Regions from separate parts of the Homo sapiens genome. Here region 2 is linked to region 1. Evidence: chromatin contacts called from ENCODE Hi-C or POLR2A ChIA-PET data. All regions are on one chromosome and are shown on one strand. The core of a region is the stretch at or near the end of the contact, and the rest is flanking DNA. Distances in the headings are between cores, read along the strand shown. Region 1 overlaps MINPP1 (multiple inositol-polyphosphate phosphatase 1). Region 2 has its middle 18 kb from the start of KLLN.

The links. A loop is a pair of places that touch in the nucleus more often than their neighbours do. ChIA-PET counts read pairs that join two places held with the same protein, here RNA polymerase II (POLR2A). Pooled maps may share reads with other maps.
Region 2: a map of mesothelial cell of epicardium shows a loop between it and region 1 (32-fold over the local background). The contact joins two enhancer-like sites. A Hi-C loop is called at or near these places in 1 of 168 maps with a recorded cell type or tissue (mesothelial cell of epicardium) and 3 of 50 pooled maps. POLR2A ChIA-PET finds 5 or more read pairs at or near these places in 1 of 52 experiments (OCI-LY7).

What each region holds. Positions count from the first base shown.
Region 1 is chr10:87,532,988-87,536,049 of GRCh38, reverse strand. The region is part of intron 4 of MINPP1 (multiple inositol-polyphosphate phosphatase 1); the gene reads right to left. Among named protein-coding and RNA genes, the nearest start is that of MINPP1, 30 kb to the right of the region's middle. Within about 2 kb of position 1,736, at least 2 of the 41 ENCODE cell types and tissues checked have a DNase peak (open chromatin) inside an H3K27ac peak, as active enhancers do.
Region 2 is chr10:87,843,976-87,847,008 of GRCh38, reverse strand. It overlaps the pseudogene CFL1P1. Among named protein-coding and RNA genes, the nearest start is that of KLLN, 18 kb to the left of the region's middle. Within about 2 kb of position 1,573, at least 5 of the 41 ENCODE cell types and tissues checked have a DNase peak (open chromatin) inside an H3K27ac peak, as active enhancers do.

The DNA.
Region 1 (3,062 bases), core at 487-2,986:
TTCTAATTAAGGAGAGAGATGTTTAAGTGTAAACCTCAGAATACATGGAACTTATTTAAAATTAACACAAATAACTAAAGCAGAAATAGGAACAATCTTAATTTATTTATTTATTTATTTAGAGACAGGGTCTTGCTCTGTTGCCCAAGCTGGAGTACAGTGGCATGATCACGGCTCACCCTAGACTCGAGCTCCCTGGCTCAGGTGATCCTCCCACCTCAGCCTCGTGAGTAGCTGGGACTACAGGCACATGCCACCACGCCTGGCTAATTTTTTTTTTCTTTTGTAGAGGTAGGGATTACCCCTGTTGCCCACGCTGGTCTCAAACTCCTGGGCTCAAGCGATCCTCCTGCCTTGGCCTCCCAAAGTGCTGGGATTACAGGTCTGAGCCACCACGCCAGGCCAGGAAAATTTTTAAATCAGCATCTAGATGACAGGTAAAGTATACTGTTTTTCTCTGGCATAGATAACACCCTAACAGCTTATTTCCCAACACTGTCTAACTCAAACCATCAAATTAACTTGGGCATTTTACATTTTCATTCCCACATAGGCCTTTGCTCAATACTCTTCTTCCTTGATGTCTTCCTTATTCTTCTCTAGCCAAATTTTGCCTGGAATGATTGTCATGATGGTATTAATAACAATTAATAAAATACTTAATTGTGTAAAGCATAGTAGTAAAAGATAAATGTGTCTTTACATGTATTTGTGTGGTACACAGACATACATGAACACAGAACTCCACTCAACCTTCTCAACACCTTGAAACATGAGTATTACCTGAATTTTAAAGATGACAAAATTTTGGTTAGGAAACGCTGAACAAGGATTTGAGTTTTAATAATCCTATGCCAATGCAAATTCCATTACACTACAGTGTCAATGATTAAGGCTCACCTTACATCTTACATCCACACAGAAGCCATTTCCAACTACCATGAACTGCAGAGATGACTTACTTTCCCAAGCATCCTTTCGCTTTTGACTAAATTACTTTCTTAAGACATCTTCCTTACTAGACTGAGAGCCCCTTGGATGTAGCGGGTATAACTTCTTATCCATGTTTATGTATTCCCAATGCCTAGCATTGTGACCACACATTGTATGTGCTCAAAAACTGCTTGCTGAATTGAAATGAACTGAGCCTTTAGTTATGGAGCCATGAAATAATTTCCTAACCTCTTAGGTGGTAGAAGCATTTCTTCCATAGAATCTCTGACACAGTTATCCAGATTCAACTAGCATATTTCTAAAATAGGACACTTACTACTTCACAAAACAGCCTATTCTACTTATTTAACAGTTATTAAAAAGTTGTGGGGTTTTGTGTGTGTGAGGTTTCTTTTTTTAAAATAGTAACTGAAACAAGATTTGCCTTCCGGTTCTACTGTTGGGGTCAGCACAGAGTAGGTATACTCTCCAACTATGACAAGAATAGATATGACAACAGATTTAAGAGTGATTCTTACAAAACTGGATACAATTCAACAAGAATAGTTTTAAAAAAAAATGTACAAAGGTAAAATAATTGTGCAGAAATAATGAATAACTACTTAGTAGACCTACAATCTAGTGATAGTCAAAAAGTGTCTATTCAAAAGGCAGCTGGACATTTGAATATGAATTCAGAGTACAGCCAGGCTAGTTATATAAACTTTTACTTATTAATATTTAGCCAGTATGTGGCCGGGCACTGTGGCTCACCCCTGTAATCCTGTAATCCCAGCACTGTGGGAGGCCAAGGCAGGCAGACCACCTGAGGTTAGGAGTTCAAGACCAGCCTGGCCAACATGGCGAAACCCTGTCTCTCTACTAAAAATATAAAAATTAGCTGGGCATGGTGGCAGGTGCCTGTAATCCCAGCTACTTGGGAGGCTGAGGCATGAGAATCACTTGAACCTGGGAGGTAGAGGTTGCAGTGAGCCGAGACGATGTCACTGCACTCCAGCCTGGGGGATAGAGCGAGACTCTGTCTCCAAAAAAAAAAAAAAAAAAAAAAAAAAATATTTAGCCAGTATCTTTCAACACTACAGAGATTCCTAGCACTGAAAAGATTCCTGATACCCCTGGCTAAACTCCATGGAACTGTGACTTCAAAAAGTTGGCAAAAACACCTAGAATTGGCGTACATTTCTAAGAACTTTAAAGCAGCAAGTTTCCCCTGTTACAATGGGCTAATTGACCAAATAACTAAAATCACTTGGTGTCACTACACATTTATCTCAATGCTGCCATCTTACGTTAAAATATGGGACTACACAGCTTTAAAAAGCCATACCTTATAGACTATGAAATCTGAAAATATCAATGATTTGAAACCCAACAAAAAGGTAGAAAAAAAAGGTTAACACTGAGAGTTGAGGTATTTAGTAACAGTAAAAAATATTTTATAGTAATTAACTTAAAATGGAAGATCTCGAGGCAAGTAATTATAGACCCAAAATAAATCTTTGAGAAAACATGAAGTAACTTGTTGAAATCCTCGAATCTAAAAAGATTATATTAACAGATATATGGGGAAGGAGACAGTAAAATAAAATCTGGAGATACTTCATTTCTTCAGTGAATTCAATCTGCTTTTCTAATCACAGCTGCTTAAATAGAAATATCTGCTTAAATAGAAATATCTGCTTAAATTTGCTGGTTTTAACTTTAATCCCATTACTATAGTGATGGTGCAAAAAGGAAAATAAAAATCAAGTTCCTAATAAAATGCAAGGAGCTGAATTTCAAGGGCCGGTTATATTTAACTGAAAATTTAACAATTTGCAATCTTCCATTTTTTCCATGAAGTAAAACCATGCTATCAAAATTATGTTGAAAAAAAAATTCAGTGGCACTGAAGAATGTCCCTGATTTAATGTTAATATTAAAAAAAACCAATCTGTATACATACTAACATTCTAACAAGGGGTAGGGGTGGGATGGAGAAAGCAAAAATAGCCTGGGAACTTGGGAAAGTGAAAGTCATTTTGTCAGAAAATATGGATGTCAAAATACTCACTTATAAACTCTAATTCCAAATTTAAAAAAAGGATTTTAAGTCATGTACAAAAAAA
Region 2 (3,033 bases), core at 324-2,823, 310 kb before region 1:
TTTGTAATCCTAGCTACTCGGGAGACTGAGGCAGGAGAGAATCGCATGAACCCGGGAGGTGGAGGTTGCAGTGAGCCAAGATTGCGCCATCGTACTCCAGCCTGGGCAACAAGAGCAAAAACTCTGTCTCCAAAAAAAAAAAAAAAAAAGTTACATAACTAGGAAATTACTTCCTTTCCACCTACTTAAACTTAGAATAAAAAAGTTCAATTCTAACTCTACCATGTGTATAGAGGAAAAGTTTTTCCAAATTGTTTGTGGGATAAGCTAACAAAAAAGTTTAAAGACCCCTACTCTAGCAAAACTTTCATATATTGAAAGCAGAAACATATAGGGAAATTCATGGAAATATTATTTAAAACAGCAAAAAATTAGAATCTAAATGTTCCATATAGATAAATCAAATGTGATATTTTCATATGATAAAACATTATACAGCAGGTTAAACAAATAAATTAGATCAACTTATCAACATGGAAATTTTGCAAGCTTTATCAGATACTAGTTAAATCTGATTCTCAGAATTACATTGGGCTCATCCTTCTTTCATTTCCCATTCCTCTCATGACAGAGAAACCCATCCAAAAAGTACAATAGGTGTGACATTGCCCAAACTTTGGCCCTGAAGCAGAGAACCCTGAGTGGGTATGTAACATCATCATATCGCAGTTCTAATCATGAAGGCTCCATAGTTATGTAAGGTATTTTAATGACTACACTTGCTGGGAGTGGAAGGGAGATTAAACAGCTCAAATAACCAATTAGGAGGAAAAGGATTCCCTCATTATCTAGTCTTGCGTGACATAATGACGTTTCTGTCAACAACAGCCCGCATATACCAAGGCAGTCCCATGATTATAATGGAGCTGAAAAATTCCTATCGCCTTGTGAACCTAGCCATCCTAACGTCATGGAGTAATGCATTACTCACAGTTTGCGGTGATGCTGGTGCAAGCAAACTTACTGCACTACCAGTCATATAAAAGTATAGCACATTCAATTATGTACACTATGTAATACTTGATAATGATAATAAACAACTGTTACCACTTTATGTATTTACTATACCATACTTTTAATTGTTATTTTAGAGTGTACTCCTTCTACTTATTTTTTTTTAGTTAACTGTAAAACAGCCTCAGGCAGGTTCTTCAGGAGGTATTCCAGAAAACAGCTTCAATATCACAGCAGACGACAGCTCCGTGTATGTTACTAACTCTGAAGAGCTTCCAGTGGACAAAATGTGGATGTGGAAGACACCGATACTGATGATCCTCACCATGTGTAGGCCTGTGCTTACATGGGTGTTTGTGTCTTAGTTTTTAACAAAATAAGTTTAAAAAATTTTAAGAAATTAATTTAAAAATAGAAAAAAGCTTATAGGATATAAAGAAAATATTGTTGATATGTAATCATAATTTATTATTATTTACAACTTTATGTTATTTAATAGCTTATTATTGAAGAAATTTTTTCATAAATTGTAGCCTAGTGTGCAGTGTTTATGCAGTTTACAGTAGTGTACAATAATGTCCTAGGCTTTCACAGTGACTCACCACTCACTCATTGACTCACCCAGAGCAACTTCCAGTCCTGCAAGCTCCATTCATGGTAAATGCCTTATACAGGTATACCATTTATCTTTTATACCATATTTTTACTGTACCTTTTCTATATTTAGGTATGTTTAGATACACAAATACTGACCATTATGTTACACTTGCCTACAGTACTCAGTATAGTAACATGCTGTACATGTTTGTAGCCTAGAAGCAACAGGCTATACCACATAGCTTAGGTGTGTAGTGGGCTACACCATCTAGGTTTGTGCAAGTACACTTTATCATGTTTGCACAAAGACAAAATTGTCTATGGATTCGTTTATCAGAACAAATCCCTGTTATGTGACACATGGCTATATTTGGAACCTCTACTTGCCTGGAAAGAGGAAGTAAGGTACATATTTACTTACATATGAATGATGGATAAAAGAAATATTAGTGACTTTGCAAATATCCAATGGTGAGATAAGCAAAAATGACTCTTAGCAAGAAATTAATTCTATACTAATAAAATCAGTTGTGGAGTTATTTTCTGTAGGAAAGCAAAATCCATAACATAATGCCAGTAGTAACAATTAAATTGTTTGCTTATTCATATGAATTCTATTCTACTCTGTTTTGGGAAATCTGCTTAAACATTTGAGTATTATTTTATTGTATTTTCTTTTTTTAAAAATTAAAGGTCGCTCACTAGTCCGGTTTCCATTAGCGGCCATAACCAAGGGAGAGGAACCAGCTGGCATGGGAAGGGGCCATCTTCACAACATTCCATTTATACACAGAACTAAACAGACAGGCACAGAGTCACTGTTGTGGTTAGAAGTTGTAGCATGGGAAGGTGGAGGAACAGGTGGAGAGTGGGGTTGTTTTTAAAATATATATATAGGCCTTCCCCAACTGGGGTTCCTGGGAGAACTTGGTCTGCTTCAACCCAAGAGGAATCAGAAGATCCAAGCAGTTTGGGAAGGCCAGAACTGTCAGGGATGGAGAGAGGAGGAAAATCCAGGGAGTTGGGGGGCTGTTTGGCAATTGGGGTGAAGGGAGTGCCTTCCCTCTGCTGGGATTCCCCCAGGCCCTCCAGTCTGGCAGGAAGGGGGCAGCCTGCAATCCCTGAGGGCAGGTCTGGGACTAGTAGATTCTCCAGGAAGGGCGCTGGAGGGGATCACAAAGTTTGCCCTCCAAGAAGACGACAGTGCTGACCCCTAGCTGCTTCTTGATGACGTCTTTGGAGCTGGCATAGATCATTTTGCTCTTAATGGATGCAGACTCAGAGGCCCAGAAGATAAACACCAGGTCCTTCTTCTTGCTGTCCTTGGTGGCGTCATAAGGGGCGTAGCGGCAGTCCTTACTGTCAGCATCTTGACAAAAGTGGCATAGGGATCATCAATGGTTTGGTCCACATTACTTACCAGGATCTTCTTGGCCTCCGCAAGGATGATGTACTTCTTGTACTCACTCAGGCAGAAGAGCA